Linked DNA regions of Mus musculus: all the other regions are linked to region 1. The links are chromatin loops, found by intact Hi-C in ENCODE. Cell type or tissue: heart. All regions are shown on one strand. Region 1 overlaps Ank3 (ankyrin 3, epithelial). Region 2 overlaps Ank3 (ankyrin 3, epithelial). Region 3 overlaps Ank3 (ankyrin 3, epithelial).

What was found. A loop is a pair of places that touch in the nucleus more often than their neighbours do. Peaks named below come from ENCODE experiments on the same cell type or tissue, not always from the same donor. Only the 100,000 strongest peaks of a DNase experiment are listed, where the experiment ranks them.
Region 2: it touches region 1 in a loop (2.2-fold over the local background); 7 of 42 quality-filtered maps call a loop at or near these places.
Region 3: a loop joins it to region 1, with 2.2 times the contacts of the local background. A loop is called at or near these places in 2 of 42 quality-filtered maps.

Annotation. Positions count from the first base shown.
Region 1 is chr10:69,788,347-69,796,346 of GRCm38, reverse strand. The region is part of intron 1 of Ank3 (ankyrin 3, epithelial); the gene reads right to left. Among named protein-coding and RNA genes, the nearest start is that of Gm33416, 74 kb to the left of the region's middle. In heart, a CTCF peak has its summit at 3,021 (motif pointing right); a DNase peak (open chromatin) is centred at 3,076; H3K4me3 peaks cover 84 bases; H3K27ac peaks cover 1,768 bases.
Region 2 is chr10:69,842,747-69,850,746 of GRCm38, reverse strand. It overlaps Ank3 (ankyrin 3, epithelial), which reads right to left. Exons shown (of 43, transcript NM_146005.3): 8 at 543-641. Among named protein-coding and RNA genes, the nearest start is that of Gm33416, 20 kb to the left of the region's middle. In heart, a CTCF peak has its summit at 4,811 (motif pointing right); no DNase peak of the experiment used is centred here; H3K27ac peaks cover 367 bases.
Region 3 is chr10:69,734,060-69,742,059 of GRCm38, reverse strand. The region is part of intron 1 of Ank3 (ankyrin 3, epithelial); the gene reads right to left. Among named protein-coding and RNA genes, the nearest start is that of Gm33416, 130 kb to the left of the region's middle. In heart, a CTCF peak has its summit at 3,257 (motif pointing left); no DNase peak of the experiment used is centred here.

The DNA of each region.
Region 1 (8,000 bases):
AGGGGGGGGTGGGGAGGAGCTCTGAAGCACACAAGGCACAGGTATGGGTCTTTGTTTTTGTTTTTGCGAAGATGGTGTTTTGAAGAGACTGCCCATGCTACATTCTGATAAACCCCAACTGTCCTCTGTCTATGATGATGGTTTACCTCCGAGGGAAGAGCCAGTGTCTTAGCCCCAAGGGGCTTCGTGCCTCGCTCAGTATGCTGACCCCTGAGCTTTTAACTGGAGCCAGATTAGAAATAAAAATATAGACACCGTTTTAATTTTTTACCATTGGGTAAGTTGGTGGGAATTGGGGTCGGTGGGTAAAGGGTGAGTTATTTTCCAAGGTTTTCCAACATAAAATTGACACTGGCTACAGAACAGGATGCAAATTGATCTTAATGCTTCTGAGGCATCAAGGAGCCAAGTTTCAGCCTAAGCAGGAAGGCTCCGTTCTGTAATCACAGCTCTTGGGAGACTGAGGTCGGAGGAACACCCCAGGTCAAGGTCAGGTCAAGGTCAGGACTACATAGTAAGACCATGTCTCAAAACCAACAAATACCATCACCACCACCCTCCCACACACACCTGGTTTGCTTTCTTATCAAAGGATAGAATACATGAAAGGAAGAGTTGTGACTTCTTAACCCTACAAGGTCAATGCAAGAGCATTTTGCTTTGATTTATGCTAGTGGAATTTCAAACCATTTTGACTTAGAACTTCAGTTGTCCTTATAATATGGAGGCTATAAGATGCTGCAGAGGCTTTGGGAACCATCGTCTTTATGCTACCAGGACACTGAAGTAACATTTAGGAATTGATACAATGATGTGATCAGATGACCTGATACCTCCAGGATGCAGACACCACTCCTATGACTAATGGTGAGTTGTGACTGTTCCAATTTATCAAAGACTGTAACAACGTTAATTAAGTTCTGCTGTGGCTAGGATAGTGTGAAAATAGGTGTGGTTACTCATTTAAAGTATTTATGAACCTTAACCTTAACAGGAAGCACTCACGTTATTCTATTCTAGGGTATCTTTGTACAGGACAAGCTTGTCTGTACTTGTATAAAGGCAAAGCCATACAAAAGGATACACTAATCTTAAATCTTACACTAAATCTTTGATCATTCTAATATGTAACCAATTGTATCAATAGCCTAAAAAGTAACCACAGGCATAGAAATTATTTTTAAGAACTATAATTGGCAGATATATTTATTACCAGTCTGAAACTTCTGCTGCACTTGGGCATGGTTTAGCTCTGGGAACAAAGAGACACAAGAGAAGTGCTAACTCACACAGTGGAAGAAACGACTTCCACAGTCTTGTCAGAGCTCGGGAGCCTTGGGCTGTGAACAGTGCTGGTTTCTTACTTTCCTGTTGCTGTGATAAGATACCCAGATAAAAGCAACGTTAAGGGACAAAGGGTTCACTTTGGCTTACAGTTTAAAGGTTCAGTCCATTAATGGTGGGCATCTTGGTTAACTCTGTCTACTTAATACAACCCAGAATTACCTAAGAAGGGAATCTCAATTAGAGAACTGCCTAGCTCAGATTGGGCTACGGGTTAGATTGGTCTTTGGGGGACTGTCTTGATTGTTGAGGTTGGAGGGTCCACTGTGGGTGGTAAAAGCCCTAGGCAAGTGGTGCTGAACCATATAAGAAAGCTAGATGAGAATAAAACAGCCTGTGGGTCAGCAGGCAGCATCCTTCAGGGATGCTGTACTTTCCTCCATCAGAGGTAAGATGTGTGAATAGCAAACAGGGCTGCCACCATGTTCCTGCCTTGACTTCCCTCAATGGTGGTCAGAAACCTGGAATGTCAAGGTGGAATAAATCCTTTTCTCTCTTAAGTTTTTGTTTGCTTGTTCGTTAGTTTTGTTTTGGGATGAAACTAGAACCCTGGGGACATGGCAATGAACTAGAGACATCTAGCCACACTGTATCCACTATCAGAAGACAGAAGGAGATGGGTTTTAGTGCCTACCCAGCTCACTCTCTGTTTTATTCAGCCCAGGACTACAGCCTATGTGATGGTGCCTCCCATAGTTAAGGTGGCTCTTCCCATCTTAATTAACCTGTTCTAGATAGCTCCTTTATAGCCACTCCCAGAGGCGTGTCTCCTGGCTGATCCCAGATTCCTCCAGTTGACAGTCAATGTTAATGATTGCAGGCAGAGAATTTCCTTATCTGAACACATAAATTCAAGGAAACTCAGTCCTTTTGGTGACCACATTTCTTTCAGGGACTTTTCTTTTTCCAAAGGGGAACGCAATGTGGACTGGAAGAAGACAGCAGGTAACATTGATAATAGTCTATATTTGAGGTATCATATACAGTCTATATATGAAAGGGGTCCCCAGTATTAATGCGAGACCCAAATCCTTTCCTGTCTGTTGGGAAGAATGGTAGACTCATGGGACCGTAACCTTTCTCATGGCCAGTCATTCCCTGCTTAGTTCTGGTCACGGTTATCATCTGGTTCCTTTGCTTCTGGTTTCCCTCACATGATCATGTCCTGTTTGCCTGTGACTTAGAGGAAGCCTGCAAAGTATTGGATACCAAGGAATGTGGCTGTCTGGAGCAACCATCCCCCAAGGAACATTAGGTGTATATCATGAAGTCTTTATTTACAATGTGGTTAGGATACTAGGTCCTTATGTATCTGCCTTGACTCACTGCAATATTGTTTATTAAATAGTGAGTGTATTAAATATTAAATATTAGTGAGTATATTAAATATTGTTTATTAAATAGTGAGCGTAGAGCTTAAAACCAGTAGATTTGATACAATAGCGATTCAGTATCAGCCAGTAGCTTGTTGTTACAGAACAAAAATGTACGATCCTATTTTTTTTAAAGCACATTTTATTTCTTGAGGTAAGAAAAGGTCACCGTGCCTTGTCTTTTGTATGGTCAGAAAACTGAAGGAAAGAAAATTCGTTCAGAATGTCACTTGGGCTCCGTGGGGTTATGATTTGAGTATGAAATGTCCCCTGCGGGCGCCTATGCTTGAACACTTAGTCTCCAGCAGGTGGCACTGTGTTGTAAGGTCATGGAAGCTTTAGGGGGTGGAGTCACGTTGAAGGACGTGGGTCTCTCACTGGAGGACTGGCCTCACTTCTCCAGGCTGCCTCAGGACTGCAGAGGCACTGTCTGCAGCAAACCTCAGACCTAAGCTGCCTGCCTTTCCCACTAAGTTGCTTCTTGTCAAGTATTTAATCACAACAGCAGGGAAGTACCTGGCCAACGCGGATTTAATGCTTTTCTCTATCCTTCATGTTACAAGAAGACAATACTACATCACTACACTACAGTGTAAATTAGAACGACTTAGCTGAACTTTCCCGCCTGCACCCCTCCCATTTTCCTCCTCTCCCTGCACCCCCCATTTGGGCCCCTAATTTGGATGTGCTTTCCAAATTCCACTGATCCAACCTCCCTTTCCACAAAGGACAATCCATGTCACTTCATGTGGCTTAGAGAACACAAGTCCCTTATCTAAGTCTAAACAGGATTTACTCCTCACGCGGCAGTATGACAATGGTGGCAGACAGGTCTGTCTTTTAAAGAGAAAACGAAGTAGGAGAGTATCATGCAATCAAAACTTGGAGGTCTTTGTTAACAAGGCAAATATGACTTTATTCCATGGGATTAGCTAAACAAGAACAGCGGCTTTGAAAATACCCCTCTATGCTACTGGATGCTGCAGACACTCAGAATCTGCGCGGAAGCAACTTCCGGTGTTCCGTGTGGGGGATTACATAAATGCGTCGGCTGCTTGGGACTTTTCCATTTATTTAGCATAGTGTGAATCAAAACCAGGTTGAAAAGCTCAAGCCTCGGGATTCTTATTAAGTGGGAGCTCTTGACATGTGTCCTAAAATATTTAATCCAGGGACCAATTTAAACTTAGCAACTCAAAACAGCAACAGTGATAGGCTAAAACTGGGCTAGGTAGACAGAGGTAAAAAAAAAATTTACTTGAGTAGATGAACATTTTCTTGAGTTCTTTTTGACTTTGTTTCTGAGTGTGGTCAGGCTTAATATTGTGAACGAAAATACTGACTTGCACGCTTCCCAAATAACACTCTTTGTGGTAAGATCAGCCAGGAAATGACAGTTTGCTGGACTAGGATTCCTAGTTAGATAATTAAAGGCCTGGAGACCAAAGGCTGGGCGGAATTGAAGGGTGAGCCACACGGCACCAGAGGGAGGGAGGGGGAAATTAGCCGGTGAGATGAAGGCTTGAACTGATCATGCTAAACTCTGCACAACAGATGGTGCAGCTGGAGCTGTTGGTAAACGAAACCATTCCCCTTCCACGAGTCTACTGAGAGGAGACTCAATATGCCACAGTTCTTCCCAACCAATTTTTAATAATTCCATGGGTTGAAAAGGATAATTCAACACACACATCCAATGTCGGATGGTCAAATCAGGACGTCTATCCAACTTTTCATTTCCATGTCAAACCATGGTTACTAAGAAGGTTTTAGAAGTTTGTGCTAAAGACACAGTGAGGAAAGTGTGGTTCTGCTGCTGTCCCGGTGGTGGTGGGGATTGAACTCAGGACCCCTCCCAGCTAAGGAAAGCACTTGGCTCCTAGGTTACATCCACAGCCGTCAGTAAGTTCTCACTATATGATAATGTACTGATCAAGAACTATGATCACTGGATACAATGGATTCCAAGAAGAGGTAAGTGAAATGAGACAAGAGTCTGACAGAAACACAAAATGATTTGGGTATCTTAATTCATTCATCCTTCCCTTGGTTAAAATTTGCAAAGGAAACATTACCAGTTTTCCACTGAATACAGTAAAAAAAAAATTTTTTTTAAATGAGCAAATATGTATGGGATGATCAACAACTTTTTTAAGTCCAAGAAAAACATAACAAAGATAGCTTGCTCTGTGTGAGTGTGTGTGTGTGTGTTTGTTTTTTGGCTATACATTTAAGAGAAGACTTCAGCCTAGCCTCAAGGTGGTTTATCTTGGTTGTTGGAAAGGTTATTGAAAACTGCAGGTCTGAACGGTTACAAGGCAGTAGGTGTCTTTTGGGTTACTGTGGTTTTAACAATTGGATACGCTACAAAACGTACTGGGAGTGAAGACTAACATTCAGGAGCTGTACCCATGTGCAGACGAAAGAGCTGGTTCAGAGGTATCTATCGTGGACGGACAGCAAGTGCTAGGCTAATCCATCTTTGCTGGCTTAACCATTTCTGATTTTAGGCTCTGTACCCTTGATGCCTCTCTTCAAACCTGGCTCCTCAACTCACAAGTGACGTGATCTTACATGAGTGGGAATTCAAACCATAACAAACCCTCACTGTAAAAGTAAAAACAGCTGTAAGATTTAGCTCCCAGGACTGCTAATCTAAAGGGCCCGAACAAATGAAACAGCACAAAAGGACTCCCTGATTACCATGGCCATCCACTGTTACTTTAAAGTCGTCTCTTACAGCCTGCTTGCTAAGTTGTTTGGTTGGGACCATTAAAGTAAGTGGATATCACTGTCCACCCAGGGACCAAATCCATGAGCCTGACCTAATTTGCATAATGCTTCTTAGCAACTGAGCATAAAACCAGCCAAAGGCTGACCAGGCAATGTATCTACAGGCACGTCCCTTGAGGTTAGTTGTCTCAGGGGGCCCTGTCCATTCTCAACTATCATTTATAGTGCCCAGGAAAAAATAAAACCGGAAAAAATTAAATTAATTTATTTTCAAATAAGAAAAGCAACTTTATTACATGGAACCATCAGATGCATGTTATGGGAAAATATCAATTATATTTTTTCCTGAAATAAAGAAGGCAAAGACTGCTCTTACTTTTAGGGTATGCAAATGTCTTAAGGTCTGGCAGGAGAAGACAGTTGGATGCTTATATTCTATATGTATTGATGTGGCTGAAGTATGAGAGGGATACTGACCTCAAGCTGTTAATTCAAGTAGAAGGTGAGAGCCTTCCTCTTGAAAGGTCTTGGGGTCATCTGTGGGTTCTGAAACCACATTTTGAAAGTGGTGGGTTGGGCTGGAGAGATGGCTCAGCGGTTAAGAGCACTGACAGCTCTTCCAAAGGTCCTGAGTTCAATTCCCAGCAACCACATGGTAGCTCACAACCATATGTAATGGAATCCGATGCACTCTTCTGGTGTGTGTCTGAAGACAGCTACAGTGTACTCATATAAATATAAATAAATAAATATTTTAAAAAAAGAAAGAAAGAAAAGGAAAGTGGTGGGTCTACAGCACTTTCTCTATGACAGGCATTGTGATATCAGGTAGAACACCTACCTCATAAGAAAGCAGCCACCACAGCAAAGTGGGGAATTGAAGCTTCAACAGAGTCACTGTCTGTCCTAGTCAGGGTTTCTATTCCTGCACAAAACATCATGACCAAGAAGCAAGTTGGGGAGGAAAGGGTTTATTCAGCTTACACTTCAGGACTGGAACTCAAGCAGGTCAGGAAGCAGGAGCTGATGCAGAGGCCATGGAGGGATGCTGCTTACTGCCTTGCTTTCCCCTGCCTTGCTCAGTTTGATTTCTTATAGTACCCAAGACTACCAGCCCAGGGATGGCACTACCCTCAATGGGCCCTCCCCTCTTGATCACTAATTAAGAAAATGCCCCACAGCTGGAACTCATGGAGGCATTTCTTTAACTGAAGCTCCTTCCTCTGTGATAACTCCACCCTGTGTCAAGTTGACACACAAAACCAGCCAGTACACCGTCATTACACAGTGTAGAGTGCTACCATCTTAGTTCTTGCTCAAGCAGTGTTTGTCTGTCTCCTTGACAGTCCATCTCTTCTCCAAAACATAAGCTCTACACACTTCCCCAGGAAAGAACACTGTCTTCAGAATGTCCCTTCCAAAGTTCCTGGAAAGAATATGGGGATAGCTACAATCCTCCCTTCGTGGGAGCTGCCTCCGCAGAGAAACACATGAATGTTCTTCATGATCGATACCATACCATTGCTGCGGAAACACCATTGTGGTCACTAATCCTGCAGTTGGAAACTTCCAGACTGGAACTAACAGGTTGGCTTTGGTCACTGAGGTGGACCCTTATCTGGTAGATTTTCCTCTTTAAATCATTTACAAATATTTAGAAGTCTAGTCTCTTGTATGAGAGAGCATGAACACTTCAAAGATGAAGCCGTGTGAAAATCCCCACAAACACAGCCTGAGAACATAATATAACTCTGCTGTGGAGATCAAAAGGTGACCAAGATGTGTTTAACAATGATTTATCTTAATCTAGCCAAGTGGTCTCAAAACATGACAGGTGTATAGAAACACGTGAATTGAATTGGTAAGATACTAGAATAATGAGTACAAGGTGCAAAACATTCTAAAATTCTGAACTGAATTTGAAAGCATATCCCGATTTTGCAAAGTGGCTTTAACGCTACTGATTGGCACTTGTCAAAAGTCACATATCCCTTGGCTAAAGGAGAAACGAAACAAGCAAACAAGAAAACAAAAAATCACCACAGTACCAACAACCCAAAATTATTTTCCCAAAATGAATGCTACCACAAGTGTAAACAGACCCCTAAAGGGATTTATTCGCTACAAATTTGTATGTTTCCTTGCTTGCTGTAGATATTTGCTTGATAAACATTGAAATTGATGTTACATAATCTCCTGACATCTGTTTATCCACACTCTAATGGGGTGGCACACTTTAATGTTGATTTCCAGCTCTTGCTAGTATGAAGAAAATATAAATACAAATATTTTGCATTAGAATAAAAAGATTGCAAGTGTATCTTTTGCCTTATGACCAAACATCTTTTTTAAAAAAGCATAGAGAAGGTTAAAAACCAAGTTGTTTTCAGTTTCTTTTGGTTTATAAATATTAGTTTAATTTCATTTTTATTAAGCAAATTAAGCATTTTGAAGCAAATCTATAGCACTATCATACCATCATCAAAATAAACTTATTTTATGATAAATAAATGTTTGGGTCACTATGTCACTAAATACTTTCATCTCAAA
Region 2 (8,000 bases), 54 kb before region 1:
TTTTTTTTTTTTTTTTTTTGGATGAGGGCTGGGAGCTTCTGCCCACTTTGCCCTCTCATAACTGGGACCCTGTCTGGACTGAACCTGTATAGTCCTTGTGCATGCTGCCACAGTCTCTGTGCATTTATATGTGTGTCCCATTCTGCTAAGTCAGGAAGATGCTGTTTCTTGGATGCGATTTTAATATGACCTGGGGCTTGGTGATGTACTCGTCCTGACTGGGATTTCGGGCTGACACAGTTGACAAGCACCTTGGTCGCTGGCAGGGTATTTTGTTCTTCTAATTTTGAGATGACAAAATCCTAATGGTTGAGTTGCCTACCTAAGTCAAGGGCTAAGGTAAGAGGCACATGCAGGGTATGCTATACTCCATAAACAGCCAGTTAGACACATACCAACAGTATATGAAGTGGGAATTATTTCCCAAGAGACAGCAACAAATCAGAGAGAAATAAAATAGCATTTCCACACAGGATAGGCATCAGGTGAAGGTTTCTACCTCTGGGAGAGCCGCACAGGCCCGGGCTGGGCAGGGCACTTACCCTGGTCTTGGCATCGATCTTCGCACCCCGGTCCAGCAATAGCTTCACCATATTTGCATTTCCTCGCTTCGAGGCAACGTGTAAGGGAGTGATGTCATTCTGAAGGGGAAGCAGAGAAGAAGTCACAGGCTTGACACACACAGTGTAGGGAGGACTCAGTTTCCCATGCCGCTCTGACACTGGCCTTGCTCCACTCCCCTTTCCCCCCTTTCAAGGTATAGATATTACACATCCCAACATCTCTCTAATAACATCCCCTCCCCAAAACAAGACTCAAGAATTCGAAGAGAGGCAGTCTATTTGATGAGGTCCAACTTCATTTTATTGCTGGTGGTGTCTCACTACCCAAATCTTATTTATTTATTGTTTTGCCCTATTATAGTTCATTTGCTTTTATTGAGACAGCGATCACTATGTGGCATTGGCTAGTTTCAAACTCACAAAGATCTGCCTGCTTTAGCTTTCTAGGTGCTGGGATTAAAGACAGACAGCACAGGCCTGATGGCCCAAATCTTACATTCTTTTTAAGATTTATTTTATTTTATGCATATAGGTCTACCTGCATTGCCAGAAGTGAGCATCAGATCCCATTACAGATGGTTGCTGGGACTTGAACTCAGGACCTCTGGAAGAGCAGTCAGTGCTCTTAACCGCTGACTCATCATCTCTCTGAGCTCCAAATCTTATATTCTTTAGTTAATGTGATTTTTGTTTGTTTGTTTGCAGTGCTGAGTACCTCATGGCTAATGAAGAGCTTGCTAAAGACTTAGCTGGAGGAGTGTCCTGGGACTCAGGGCTTTCCCAGGCTCAGCAGGAATCTTGGGTTGTAAATGAGAGACCCTACTCATTGAGGTGGAAGATTCCCAGACCCTTGCCTTGGCCTTTGGTGCTGGTGCCTACACATGTCTAAAAGCATCATTAGCAATCCCATTGCCCCTGCATTGACTGTTGCTTCTAAACCATCAGGGAAGCATAAGTAGACACTGAAAACAATCCCCGCTGTTGGCTTCACATTCCTGGGTGCTGAGATATGAGTTGATGTCTCATTGTTCACAATGATTCAGTGAGATCACATGTTAACCAGGCTCATGGCAATCATACATGCAGTTTCAGAGCCCATGCGATAGCTACGGGGTCCTGAACACTTCCTGCACATGAGGAACCGGACTGATCCCACTTGGCTTAGGTGGGGATGTGGACTCCCAGCCTTGCACTGTGCGAGGCAAGGGTGACTCCAGTCTCTGAACTCTTAGTACCTCAGTCAGTTTCCACGGGGCTTTACAACGTGCTCTGTGGGCCTTACAAACAGAAATGGCCGGCACAACTGGGATTTAATTTCTCCACATCTTTTATATTTTTATTTTCTCTTTTAAAAAATTGATTTTTTGACAATTTCAAGCACACACACACACACATGCACACACACCTACATGCACATGCATACACACATACACATGAACACACATTCACACACATATACACACATGTACACACATGCACACACTTGCACACACACATACATGTACATGCACATGTGCAGACTTACACATGTATTCACATACACACATACAGCACATACACATACATGCACACACATTTACACATACATGCACACACACATGAACACACACACATTTTCGTCACATCCATCATTTCTCCATCCTACTTCCAGTGAACCCTTCACTCTAACAAGGCCCCCTTCTTCCATGCCTTTTTTGGTGATACCTGTGTTCATTTAGGGTTTCTTGCATGAACTAACATGGCTGGAGGGTTATTTAAATGACGAACTTTAAACATATAGTTAAAAAAATTAGAATATCCTATAATAAAAAAGTTCTAAACATAAAGTTTGAGGGAAAACCTATAGCGAATTTCAGATCCTCCTTATCCAGGTTCACTAAATATCAGCCTTGGAGCTGGGCACAGACAGAGCCTGCTTTGCACAGTCAGGGCCCTGAGTTCAAGTCACAGCCCCTCCTCTACACCAATCAACCTTTGGCTTCTACCACACTGTATTCTCTTGCTGCAAGACCCAAGAAGAGAATGAGAATCTAATAAGTAGCTCAATTAAATCAACTTTAATGGAGAACGAGTCTTTTGAGATGGGGGCAGGCTAGGGAGAAAGACAGGGAGATGATATATATGTGGGGAGGGGGGGGAGAGGGAGAGGGGCAGGGGGAGGGGGAGAGGGAGAGAGAGAGAGAGAGAGAGAGAGAGAGAGAGAGAGAGAGAGAGAGAGAGAGAGAGAGAGAGAGATATGCTGGCAATGCTGTTATCAGAAATAAAGCAGTAGAAATAACACCCAGTGTCTAAGCCTCCACCTGTGCTCAAACTCTATGGCCCTTTCTGAGTGTCTGGGTTCATCTTGATGCTTCATTTGCTCCCAGATCCTTCACAAGCCTTTCACTCTGCAAAGCTCACCACTCTCTCTTCCATTTCCTCCATGCTTATTTCTTCACTGAAGAAATCCAATAGTTTACTCTCTAAAAATTTCCACCACATTTATCTGGCTGACTGCATTTTCACGGAGTGCTGTTTGACATGAACTTTGACCCGATATTGTTGGCAAATTGTTAATGCTTGAACTGAAAATTATTTTATTATTTGTCTCCTACCTATCTTTCTATCATCGTCATCTATCTATCTATGTATCATCTGTGTATCTATGCATCTATCTATCTATCTATCTATCTATCTATCTATCTATGTATCACCAATGTATCTATCTATGTATCTATCATCTATCTATGTATCATCTATATATTTATGTATTATGTATGTATCATCTATCTATATATCTATCAATCATCTATCTATGTATCAACTATGTATCTATCTATCTATCATCTATCTATCTATTATCTATATATGTATGTGTCTATCTTTTATCTATATATCTATGTATAATGTATATATCTATATATCTATGTATCTATCTATGTATGTATCTATGTATCTATCTATTTATCAATGTATCAACTATGTATCTATGTTTCTATGTATCTATGTATCATCTCTGTGTCATCTGTCTATATATGTTATCTATCTTTATGTGTACATGTATGTGTGCTTTTGTGTGCTTATGCCACATGTGTAAACAGATGCCCTTGGAGATCAGAAGGATGAATTGGATCCCTGGAGCTGGAGTTACAGTGGTTGTGAACCTCTCAGTGTGGTACCAAGAGCTAAACTTGATCCTTTCATAGATCAGCAAGCATGTGTGCATGTATGTGTGTCTATATGTGTTCCTGGTTCCTGTGTGTGCACATGTGTGTGTGTGTCTACATCTATATGTGCTCCTGATTCCTGTGTGTGCACATGTGTGTGTGTCTGCATCTATATGTGCTCCTGATCCCTGTGTGTGTACATGTATGTCTCTGCATCTGTGTGTATTCCTCCTGATATTTCTATGGCTTTTAAACAAAATTTTCTGTTTGTTTGCTTTGTCCTAATCTGACTTGTTTGTTTTTTGGTTTATCTTATTTTATTCTTCTTCTTCAGATTCCTGTTTTTTTTTTTTAAGGAGAGACAGAAAGAATGCCACCCTGGTCTACAAAGTGAGTTTCAGGACAGCCAGGGCTATACCCTGTCTCAAAAAACCAAAAAAAAAAAAAAAAAAAAAAAAAAAGAAAAGAAAAGAAAAGAAAAGAAAAGAAAAGAAAAAAAAATGTGGATCCAGGTAGTAGGGGAGGTGGGGAGGAACTGGGAGGAGCTGGGGTAAGGAAAACTATAATTAGAATACATTTTATAAAAAAGAATCTATTTTCAAAAAAGGAAAATAAGTGGGTAAAACTGATGCCTGTGTGTGTGTGTGTGCGAGCGTGTGCGTGTGCGTGTGCGTGTGTGTGTGTGTGTGTGTGTGATATCAATAATCCCAGGATATTGTACATGCCAGGCAAGCAATCTATTACTGATCTACATTCCCAGTCCCCAGATAAACATTCGATGCACAGAGTCAGACGGCAGAATCTTGTACTTTGCAGGCCACACACCCCCCGGGAGGTACCTGCTCACCTCTGCCTCACAAGATCCACAAGCAAGAATGGCTATTCTGTGGACAGTCACGTGCTGCTTTAGATCAGCCAGCTTCTGGCCGAAGACTTCAGCTGGGTGGACCGGATTGGGAACCCTGGGTGACAAGCTCAGGGTGGGCTTTACTGGGATTGACAACAGTGGGAGGCTAGCATGCCCTGGGGTGACTTGAGGTTTGATCTGTCTGTCTGAGTCCAACCAGCAGCACTATGTGAGCAAATCTAGTTCTTAGCCAGTAGGGGGAGCACTGAGCTAGGGAACAACCCAGGAAGCAGTTGAACTGAGCTCAGTGAGCCCAGGACTAAGGCCACTGCTTCCCTGCTATTATTGTTCCTTAAGGAAAGGGATTTCCCAGGGTTGAAGCCTTTATTAACCCTTGTCACACAGGCCGATTGATTGGCAGGGTGAAGACCTCCAGTATCTTCTTCCTCTGCTTTCGTCTGTAGTCTGTTCTCTCCCACAAAGCTGAGTTACATAGCCAATGGGGGCATGAAGCCTAACGCCTTGGACTTCCTATAGAGGAAGCCTCTATATTTCTAAAACTCTTAGAAAGTATTATAAAAGGAACTGAGGAGACAGCTCAGGTGGTAAAGTGTTTGCTATGTAAGCTGGGGGCACTGCCACATATGTATAATCCCGGCACTGGGGAGGCAGAGGCAGACAGACCTCTGGGCTTGCTGGCCAGATGGGCTAGCTGTCTTAGGGTTTTACTGCTGTGCACAGACACCATAATCAAGGCAAGTCTTATAATGACAGCATTTAATTGGAGCTGGCTTACAGGTCCAGAGGTTCAGTCCATTATCATCAAGGTGGGAGCATGGCAGCATCCAGGCAGGCATGGTGCAGGCAGAGCTGAGAGTTCTACATCTTCATCTGAAGACTGCTAGTGGAAGACTGACTTCAAGGCAGCTAGGATGAGGGTTTTAAGCCCTCTCCCACAATAACCTCACCTACTCCAACTAAGGCAACACCCACTCCAACAAGACCACACCTCCTAATAGTACAACTCCCTGGGCCAAGCATGTATAAACAAACCATCACACTAGCCTTATTTGCTATTCCTAGGTCTCAGTGAGAGACTCTGCCGCAAACAAATAAGGTGAACAGTTTCTGTGGGATGGCACTTGAGGTTGACCTCTGGCCTTGATATGCACAGTATGCATATACATTGCATGTACACATACATGAACATGCAATGAATGAGCACATGTGCACGTGTGCACATACAAATACAGCTTGCAGATCTAAGGCTCGGTTTTTATCCTTGCAACAATCCAATGGATGGTTCAAAAATAACTCCATCTGCTAAAATGAGACATAGAACTGTTGCCAATTAAGAACGTTTGCTGGTGGCAGGGTTGGAATCACAACTCCACCTGCAGACCCTCTTACACTGGTATTCTAGGATCAGAATACCTCTATCTAAAGACTCTGCTTCTCAAGTGTCAAATGACCTTCATACTGACAGGCACTGGGTCCCTTGTCATCCTTACCTCCCATAAGAGCTAGTTCTGAGAACTGGGAGCAAATCAAGACAGAAAGTGCTCCTGTGGAGGAATTGATGGGTATTTGCATATTGATTCTTCAGGTAAGGAGAAGGTCTCCTGCCTTCCCCTCGAACAGGGCCAGAACTGTGTTTCTATTGTGAAGCTGACAGCAGCACATCGAAAAAGGCGGATGATGTCAAGAGACTGAGAGCTTTGTTTCTCAGAGCCTGTGTTTCCTACTGGGATTGTGTCGGTTGGTACGAGCTTGCTGGGATTCAGGCTGGCATGAAGAGCCTTCAGTTCCACAACTGCAGATAGAAGGGAGGGTTTGGATGCCGTGGTGGAAAGGCCCCCAAATGTATAAGCCTCGAGGCCTGATAAACTCCTTACTAAAGCCTGGGCTAGCACGGAGGACCCGTGCCCCCGATCCAGGCAGAGTCTAGCTCAGAGTGACAAGCAGCGGCAGCCAACAGCATGAGAGAATTCTGCTGGACTGCTGGAGGAGAGAGAGAGAGAGAGAGAGAGAGAGAGAGAGAGAGAGAGAGAGAGAGAGAGGTTGGGAGGGAGGCAGAGAGATAGGTGAGAGGACTGACTGCAAGTGGGGTGTTTTTGAGTCTAGCAAAGTCTCCATCGGAGGAATCTAAAGACTGGGTAATGTGAAATCTCTGTTGGGTCCATCCCTGATGACCAGATGCTGGCTCTCACATACACTCAACCTCTGTGTCATCTCTCCAGCTCAGTGTTCAACATTCTTAGCAGGGAAAACTCAAACGGCTTTAAGACTCTATCTTATCCCGTTCAGAATGACCATCTTTGTTAAATGAATGGCAGGGCATGCTGGCGCGATGTGAGGAAAGAGGAACCCTTATATACTAGCTGGAGCGAGTGTAAGCTTGCCTACCAATTACGGAAATTGGTTTGGAGGTTTCTTAAAAACCGGAAACTAGAACTACCAAATGGTCCTGGTGCACCTGTCGGGATTGAGAACAGAGGACTGAAGTCAACACACTACAAGACACTTGTGTGTCCTGCGGGTATTGCATTCACAAAAGCCTTGTTGTAGAGTCTGCTAGGTGCTCATCAACAGATGCATAGCTACAGAAAATGAAGTGGTTGTATGCAATGACATTTTCCTGTCTGTGTCATATGTGCTTGTTCATCTTTGTGGATTCCAGAGTGTGCGCACATATGTGTGTGTGCATGTCCATGTGTTGTTCCTATCCTTTCTGCCTTGTTCTCCCCACAACCCCCACTGTGTGAGCTCACAGGCTACCTGTGAACTTCTGAGGCCTCTCCTGTTTCTCTCTCCCACCTCCCTGTAGCAGGCCTACAATGGAATTTTACACAGCAGTAAAGAAAAATAAAATCATTACAATTTCACAACAATGAATTTGACCTGCTAACCAAAAGACAGACAGACTCAGAGAGACAAATACCTCATGTTTTCCTGTGCTCAGAGCCAAAGTTTAAAAGTGTGTGCGTGTATGTGGATGTACATGGAGATCACAATACAGGTAGGGGATCCTCAAGGGGTGCAGGAGACCTTAATGGATGCAGAAAATTGAAATGGTTGTGGCACATGAACAATAAAGAAGAAGAAGTGAGAACTGAGAAGAGAGGAAACCAGCCTGAGTGGAGAGGATACATGGGAGGGGGTGGAGGGGAGCAAATGAAAACAGATATACTTTGTATAGAGCTTTAACAAATAATTAAAAGAGACTGGTGGAATTTCAGCCAAGAGAAGGAGTTCTCAAGAGAGCTTAATGAAATGCTTGGTAATATATATAGTATATATAGTATGTTATATAATACTTTATAGCATATTTATTATATATACATTATCTATATGCTGTATGTATTATGTTATATTTTATATATAGTATATATTTTCTATATCATATTATATATACTACATATATTATGATATATTTTATATATA
Region 3 (8,000 bases), 54 kb after region 1:
AAAAAGTGTAGTGGCCATGTATAATCTGAGCTTATGGATCTTCCATTAAAAACATTCTTCCTTTTGATTTATACCTAAGGCACAGATGGCTTTCTGTTTTCCCAAAAGAGAATTCTACCTTCAACATTTCTATTAAGGAAACAGCCCCGAATCTGAAATTCTTCACGACTGATTCTACAACAATGGCCCTTTTTACTTTTACTTTTGGCTTCATGTAAACACAGATTACAAATTCTCTTTATAGAATATGCCTTGGTGATTTAAAAATTATATATGGACAAACGACTAGTGCTTCTTCTTCAGGAAGACATTGAATGGTACAGCAGGAGGCCTGGAGGACCAAGAAGAGTCGGGGCCTGGACTACAAAGGCAAGAAGCTCAGTAAAAGAAAACCCTTGAGAAGAAGTCAACATTACTGGGCACTATTCGCAGCTAAGTAGTAACGGACCTGCCTGGCATGGGAGGCTTCACTTCTAATGCCACCACTACAGACAGACATGTACTTTTATCTGTAGGGGAAGCTATGTACCCAGGAGCACAGGTGCCCATAGAGGCCAGAAGAGGGCAAGAGGTCTCTGGATCCTGATTGGTGAGCAGCCAAGTGGCTAGCCCTGGTCTGGTTTTCAAGAAACACAGATGGGAAAAATGGAGCCTGGGATAGCACGAGGACCTTCTTCCCTCAGCCCCTGGATTGATTTAGTCTCTGGGAGGGACCTGATGGCAAGGACACAGTGAGGAGAAGACAAAAGTTTAAAACACTGAAGGCTCTATCATCAATATCTCTGAACACCTTAAAGCTTTGGCCTCCAAGGCAATGCACAATGTTCTCCTGAGCATGGATTGCAGGTACGCGCTGGACCACTCGAAACACTTGTCTCTCAGCTCCTTTCTGAATCTGACTAAACTTAGGACCTACTCACTGTCTGGAAGCTTCCAAGGGAGTCCCACACTTCAGACAAAAGCATCAATGTGAAGACAGTGTGGGTCTCATTCTGCCTTTTACTTCGTCCCTTTGTCTTCTCTTGTCTCGATCCTAGTCCCCCCTCTTCCCCAAAAGGGCATAGAAGACACAAAAACAGATATTCCAAGGTGTTTTTCAGAATACCTTAAAGTGGATGTTGAGGCAGGAGCCTTTAACGTTTCTCCAAGCCAATAACCAGTAATATTGACGTAAAAAAAAAATCTAAAAAGTTAAAAAAGAAAACATGCTTGTCTATTAACGGGAAGCATGTAAATGAGAATTGAGAGACGGTCAAAAGAATGGTCTAGACCATAGTGTCTGCTGACCTCCCGGTCATCCACTGTCTCACACGTGTCATAGACAAAATGCTGCTCTTCACTGTCATAGCCCAAGTAACACAGGAAAATGCACTGCAAATACACATATATAGTGTATGGATCACTACGACTCTTTGGGACTTAGCTGTTGCATTTCCACACGGGACTCAGTCCATAAATATGTATATGTGCAGCATCAGCATTCTGGATGTTGAGCAGATGACCAGAGCAGGTATCTCCCAGCGAGCCCACACGTCAGGAAGCTGACAGGCAGTTCTCTTAAGAAACCTCTGTCCATTCTTCATTCCCAGTGGTTGGGAAGCATGAGGAGGCCTGTGCTTTGATTCAGCTAGCCACTCTGAACTCTAGGCGATCCCCATGAGCGATCCCACTCTGCTCTAAGTTCTAGCATCACAACTCCTCATTTGGTATAAAGTCTGCCCTTAGTCTTTAATCATAGCATCCCTTGGGGGGGGGGGGAGCTGCTGAGTGTGTTTAAATAAAGCTCCCTGAATCTGGTCATTTGAACAATTTCAGAGAAAGGTAGGTGGGCAAAGACACTTCCCAGTATTTAGCATAAATATTGAATAGGGCCTCAACAGGGTTGAAAAGATTTTATAAAATCTCCCCAGTGAACTTGCTTTCCAGAGCAAGGAAGACAATGTTACAGTGTTGCAATGTTACAGTGTTGCAATGTTACAGTGTTACAATGCTACAGTGTTACAATGTTACAGCATTACAGTGTTACAATGTTACCCTCTCCTCACCCTCCAAAGCCTCCATGCCTCATTTCCATCTGCCTCCCACTCATCATGGTTTCCCATGGGATGAGATGAGTTCTACTTCATCTTCAGACCACTCAGCAACTTCTAGAACCAGCTTCAGGCACTCTGCTCTTTCTGCGATGGAAGGCATGCCCCTGTTGACACTGAGGATAACCCTTCTATGAGAGCATCAGTTGCTTACACCATGCAGGCTTCTCCTGCCTCAAGAACTCATTGTCTACCATTATCCTGTCTCTCCTTTGAGGCCCCAGCCTCTTGTTCACTGTTGTGCCTGTGGTTTCAAAGCCATGTGGTGATCGCATACTTGTGTCAACAGGATTGGTCATAGGAGTCAGGCTGGTGACTGGAGTTCTTCAGACTAGTCTCCCCCCCCCCCCACCTCCCCGCCGCCGCCCCAGCACCATCAGTTTGTCAAGTTTGATGGAGACCTGATGACATCAGAAGCCTCAGGAACTGGAGAGTAGGGAAAGCCTCAAATGGAAAGAAAGGTCACAATGGTTCCTGTGTGACAAGTTTAACTGTAGATATATACTAATCCACATCATGGAATGCATTCTTTCTTCTTTTTTTCTAAGAGGGAGAGGGCAAGAAAATAAGAAAGATGGACAGAAAGAGAGAGGGAGAGAGAAGACAGAAAGAGACACAGAGACAGAGAGAGAATGTGTGTGTGTACATGTGTGCTTATGTGGAGACCCAAGGATTCTGTCAGGAATCTTTCTCAATTGCTCTTCCATCTTGTTCAATGAGGCAGGATGTCTCAATCAAATCCAGATGTCACCAATATGGCTAGTGTTTCTAGCCAGTTCCAGGGATCCTGTCTCCTTGTCCCAGGCTGGAACTGTAGACTAGCTACCCCTCCCACCCAGCATTTATATGGGTACCAGAAATCCTAACTCTGGTCATTTTGCCTGTGCTAAGCAATCTTCCCAGCCTGTGACCCAAATTCTTCACCTCTGCCTTTCATTTTATTAGTGTGATTTATGCTTTGTTGACACTGGGGTTAACAGAGACTCTAGTACTTCTTTCTAAAACTCTGACCCGCCATCTGGAATTCTTTCCAGGCTTCTTAACAATGACAAGGAAAGAAGAAAAAAGAAAAAGTTAAACTAGCTATTTCTGGAAAAGTCTAAGATTCCCGAGTTTTCCAGCTGACAGAGGGCTTTGACATTACATTTTCAAGTCTCCTTGCGCCACCTTCTGTGTGCATGGCTGCGTGGGAGGGGAGATAGAACTGCTGGATTCGTGTTCTGATTGAGATCTTAAGGGAATAGGTGTTGGTCCAACTTCACTGCAACTATTGCTTTATTCTAGAGAGACTGACTGACAAGAGCATCCTGCTAAGACAGCAAGAAATTTAACAAAGACCAGACCGTGACATTTGTTTCATTTTGTTTCAATTTCCTCGACTCCTTTTTTGGTGGCAGGAGATCCAAGGAACCAGGCATCAGAACCGCCTCTCGAAGGAAAATCACTTTCATCTTTCAATTTACTATTGTGGAGCTTTATCTAAAAAAGAGAAACTCAATTACGTTTTGGGATTTCTGTGTATGATATAGCCATAAAAGAAAAATCAGGGAAAGAAAAAAGAAAGAAAAGGCTGAGATCTATGGAAAATGATCAGTGGTTCTTTCTACGCAAGGTCAGTGAAAATGAAAATCACCCTAGGTAAACTAGTATGAACCGGAGCCCAGACACAGCTAACTTTTGAACACATATTTTTAAATCTTTATTTAAGCCTGGAAACTCCTTTATCTGGAGGTTTTCTATCAACGTGATGAATGATACAGGCATATTCGGCAGGCAAGGCTGGTTCAGTGGTTTCCAATATTCATTCCAGGGTCCCATTTACTTGGTTGGCTGTACAGGAGGCTATGGGGTATTCTGGGGAACTGGGCTCTGACCTTATGTTTTCTAATATATTTTTTATATGAGTCCACTGGAACTTCACTACTAGCTATCATATTACCCACACAACAACAACAATACCCCCCCCCATAAAAATAGAGCAATACCCTGCATCAGTAACTGTCTCTCTGGGATGCACTTATACCCAAGTCTTTCAGACTTGTTCTTTGAAATCTGAAATTCAAAGAGAATTTTTTTTTAAATCAGTTATTCCAGGTTTCTGTACTAAATGCTTCATTCACTTCATTCAGGGACTGAACTTGTGAATTCAATTTTTGGTTCCACTCAGGACTTTCCAGAAAATACTCTTTGCTTAGCCTTTGAGGTTGAAAGGTTTTCCTAAACACACCAATCAGCTTGCACAGCTCCCAGCCCCCTCTACTCACTAAGATAAGACGATAAGATGATAAGTGATAAGAGTCCGTACTCTTCACTGTCATTCACTGGAGGTTTGGGCGAGCAGGGAAGATGCTCCGGAGTCCAAGTCTGAGGACTATGAGTTATAATATGATCCCCATTAGTGTTCACCTGGTTTCTCATTCCCCTGACCACAAAGCAAGGAGGAAATGGTGGATTATTCAGGTTCTAATAGCTGAAGTTTCATAAGGGCTTCCCCACTATGTTCTTCCATGAGCCCAAAGCATATGTGTGTACAATGACTTTGATGAAAATGGTTTTTTTCTTCTGAGTATAAAAGAAAGATACACACATTGGTTAAAATATCAAACAATGTGGGAAAATGAGAAGAATTGAGAGATAGCTACGGTCTGACATTTTGGTAAGCGTTTCTGTGCACATATATAACCTCACTTTTGGCAACTGATCCAGACAGGGTCTGCCTGATACACCTGGTGACATTTCTGTACTGTTATGATGTCTGGTGTGATCATGCATGTGTGTGTGTGTGTGTGTGTTTGTGTGTGTGTGTGTGTGTGTGTGTGTGTTTCATCTCCTACTTTACCCAACTCCTAAGGAACCATAGAATTTTAAAAATTGGATATTAAAGCTTTTTATATACCTCTTTGCATATGCACTGAAACATCTTTTTAGGCTAAAGTCCCAAAAGTGTAAACTGCATTTCAAATTGAGTGTTCAGTCATGCATAACCAAGAAAAGCTCTTTTGAAGGAATGTCTTGCTCACTTTAAGAACTGTATATATTAAGGTGGGTGGTAGTGGCTCATGCCTTTAATCCCAGTGCTTGGGTGGCAAAGGTAGGTGGATCTCTGAGTTCAAGGCCAGCCTGGTCTACAAGACAGCCAGGGGCTATGCAGAGAAGGCTTGTCTTGAAAAGAACCAAATAAATAAATAAATAAATAAATAAATAAATAAATAAACAAATGAATGTACGTGTTGTTATACTGAGCTAAGAGCTGTATCCAAAATGACCAAATGACTATTTAAAAGTTACACATACAAAGTTTAGGAAGACAGACAGCCTACCACCCCACACTCGTGTCTTCCTGGCACACGTGAGATGTAGGGATTTGGCACAAGGCTCCCCAGTGTGCTTTAATGAATCCAAGTGGTCAGGACTGTGGTTTCACGTTTCACCAGGGGAATGCCCCTGGACAGGAACGGGGTGCCAGGTGGACAGGAGAGTGCCTTACTCAGCACTCCTCACTGTCCTCCAGCAGCTGCCTTCCGGCACGCTTCACAAGAGGCACACCCTCGTGCCCATTCATTCTTTCAGCAAGACCCACTGACCTCTGCCCCATGGGGATGGAGGCACCTGTCCAGTTGACTGTGACTTCAGGATCACTATGGACATGGTGTGAGCACTTGGGAAAGCTTTGCAGGAGGGATACCAGACAGGTGGTGGGAAGGCAGACTGGAAAGGGGCCATCATGGATCTAACCTCTAATTATACACAGGATATTCCCAACTCCCTCCTTCTTTTGCTATCTGGAAAAAATGATGCCTTACTGTTAAATTTTTCCAGTGGTCGGTCAGGATGAGTTATCCGATACACTTCTGGCCAGTGACCTAGAAACACAGATTGGCTATTATCTTCTGGGAAGCCACCCTACCTTTACATAAAGGAAATGAAGTAGTGAACCCTGGGTTTTACTTCTGTCCCAAACAGACTGAGATATGGAACTAGACACAAGGGGATGAAGCCAACATCATGGAAGTCCCTCCCCTTGCTCAGCAGTGGTCCACCCTCACTGCCTGGATGCTGAGACGGTGTGCCTTTGTTTACCCAGCTGTCAGCCCAATAAAGTACCTGGAGTGAAGCTAAAGACATTCCCCACTAAAGCATCATCTCTCTGACCAAGATGGGGTCTGAAGAGAGGGAAGAGGATTCGACTGGAGTGAGAGAAGAGAAAGATAGGAAGGACTTGTTCCAGGGTTCCAAATGCCTGCTTAAACATCTGTCCTTATACTCTTACCATGTGGCAAGGCCAAGTGTACGAAGAGGTGTTTATTCTTGGTATGGAAGCTTAAAGGGCCTAAGAGTAGATCTGCTGTAGAAACAAATATGTTGACCCTGACCAGTAATGGACAGAAGAGAGATCGTCATTCTCTTAAGATGTAACTACTTCAAAAGAGCCCAAGCCCAAACAACAGCAAACGTGACACAATTGTATGATTAAAGAGTGAGTATAGGAATAGACATATAAGATGATGATTAAACAGGCAGAAAGGCCAGGCAGAGGGAATTGAAAATAGTAGACCCATTTTTAAGGCTGCTTCAAATCTACTAGAGTTGAAAGAAAAAAGCTTCTTTTTCTTCCTTCCTTCCTTCCTTCCTTCCTCCCTTCCTTTCTTTCTTTCTTTCTTTCTTTCTTTCTTTCTTTCTTTCTTTCTTTCTTTCTTTCTTTCTTTCTTTCTTTCCCTTCCTTCCTTCCTTCCTTCCTTTTCCTTCCTTCCTTCCTTCCTTCCTTCCTTCCTTCCTTCCTTTCTTCCTTTCTTTCTTTCTCTTCCTTCCTTTTCCTTCCTTCTTTCCTCCCTCCCTTTCTTTCTTTCTTTCTTTCTTTCTTTCAGAGAGAGAGAGAGAGAGAGAGAGAGAGAATAGGTGTGTCCAGCCTTCGTCCGTAGGGTCATTTGCACTGTAGAGCAGCCACGACTGAGGCACAATACAATACAGTTAACTTCCTGGGACATTAGCATAGCTGGAAAAAAACAGCTCAGTGGGCAAAAGCTCTTGTTATACGAGTGTGAGGCTCTGAGTTTGAATCCAGTGAACTCACAGCAAAGCTCGATTCGGTGGTGTGAGCCTCTCTAACGCTGGCTCTCCTGTGGCCAGAGGCCAGGCTGAGACAGGAGACCATCCCTGAAAGTGTGTGAGCAAGCCAGCCTGGAATTGTCCTGTCTTTGGCAAGCTTGAAGGTAAGGAGTAATAGCCAAAGTTGTCTCCTGACCTCTATAAGCATCATATGTTATCCCTTTACCCACACTTACACACACTCACATGTATGCACATTGCATGTGTGCACACCAGAGCAAGCCAGACTACTACCTCTCTCTCTCTCTCTCTCTCTCTCTCTCTCTCTCTCTCTCTCTCTCTCTCTCTCTCTCATTATTTGCATGGTTCATAGAAAAATTTCATAGATAACATTGTTGTGTTGCAATATCAAAGGCTGGGCACACCTGACAATCTTCATCTATCTAGGCCCAATGGCCCTATTACTGGCTTATTATTTCAGGCTGTCAAAGTGATGTGAAAGCCATAAAGCAGGAATCTCATGAGAGCTAGTGAAAACTAATGTATTCAGCTTGCTGGAAAAAGAAAACAAGGGGCTAGAGAGATGGCTCAGGAGTTAGGAGTCCTCACAGCTCTTACAGAATAGTGCGGTTCTGTTCCCAGCTTCCACATGGTGGCTCACAGTGGCTTGTAACTCCAGATCCAGGGGGATCTGATGCCCTCTTTTGACCTCTGTGGGAGCTGCATGCATGTGGTTCACATACTAGCAAGCGGGCGCACACATGCAGCAATCAAAATTAATAAAAGTAAAAAAATAAAACAAGGATTCTAAAAATCCACTTAGCCACTGTGCAAACTACTCTTCCATGGTAACAAGAGAAGGAG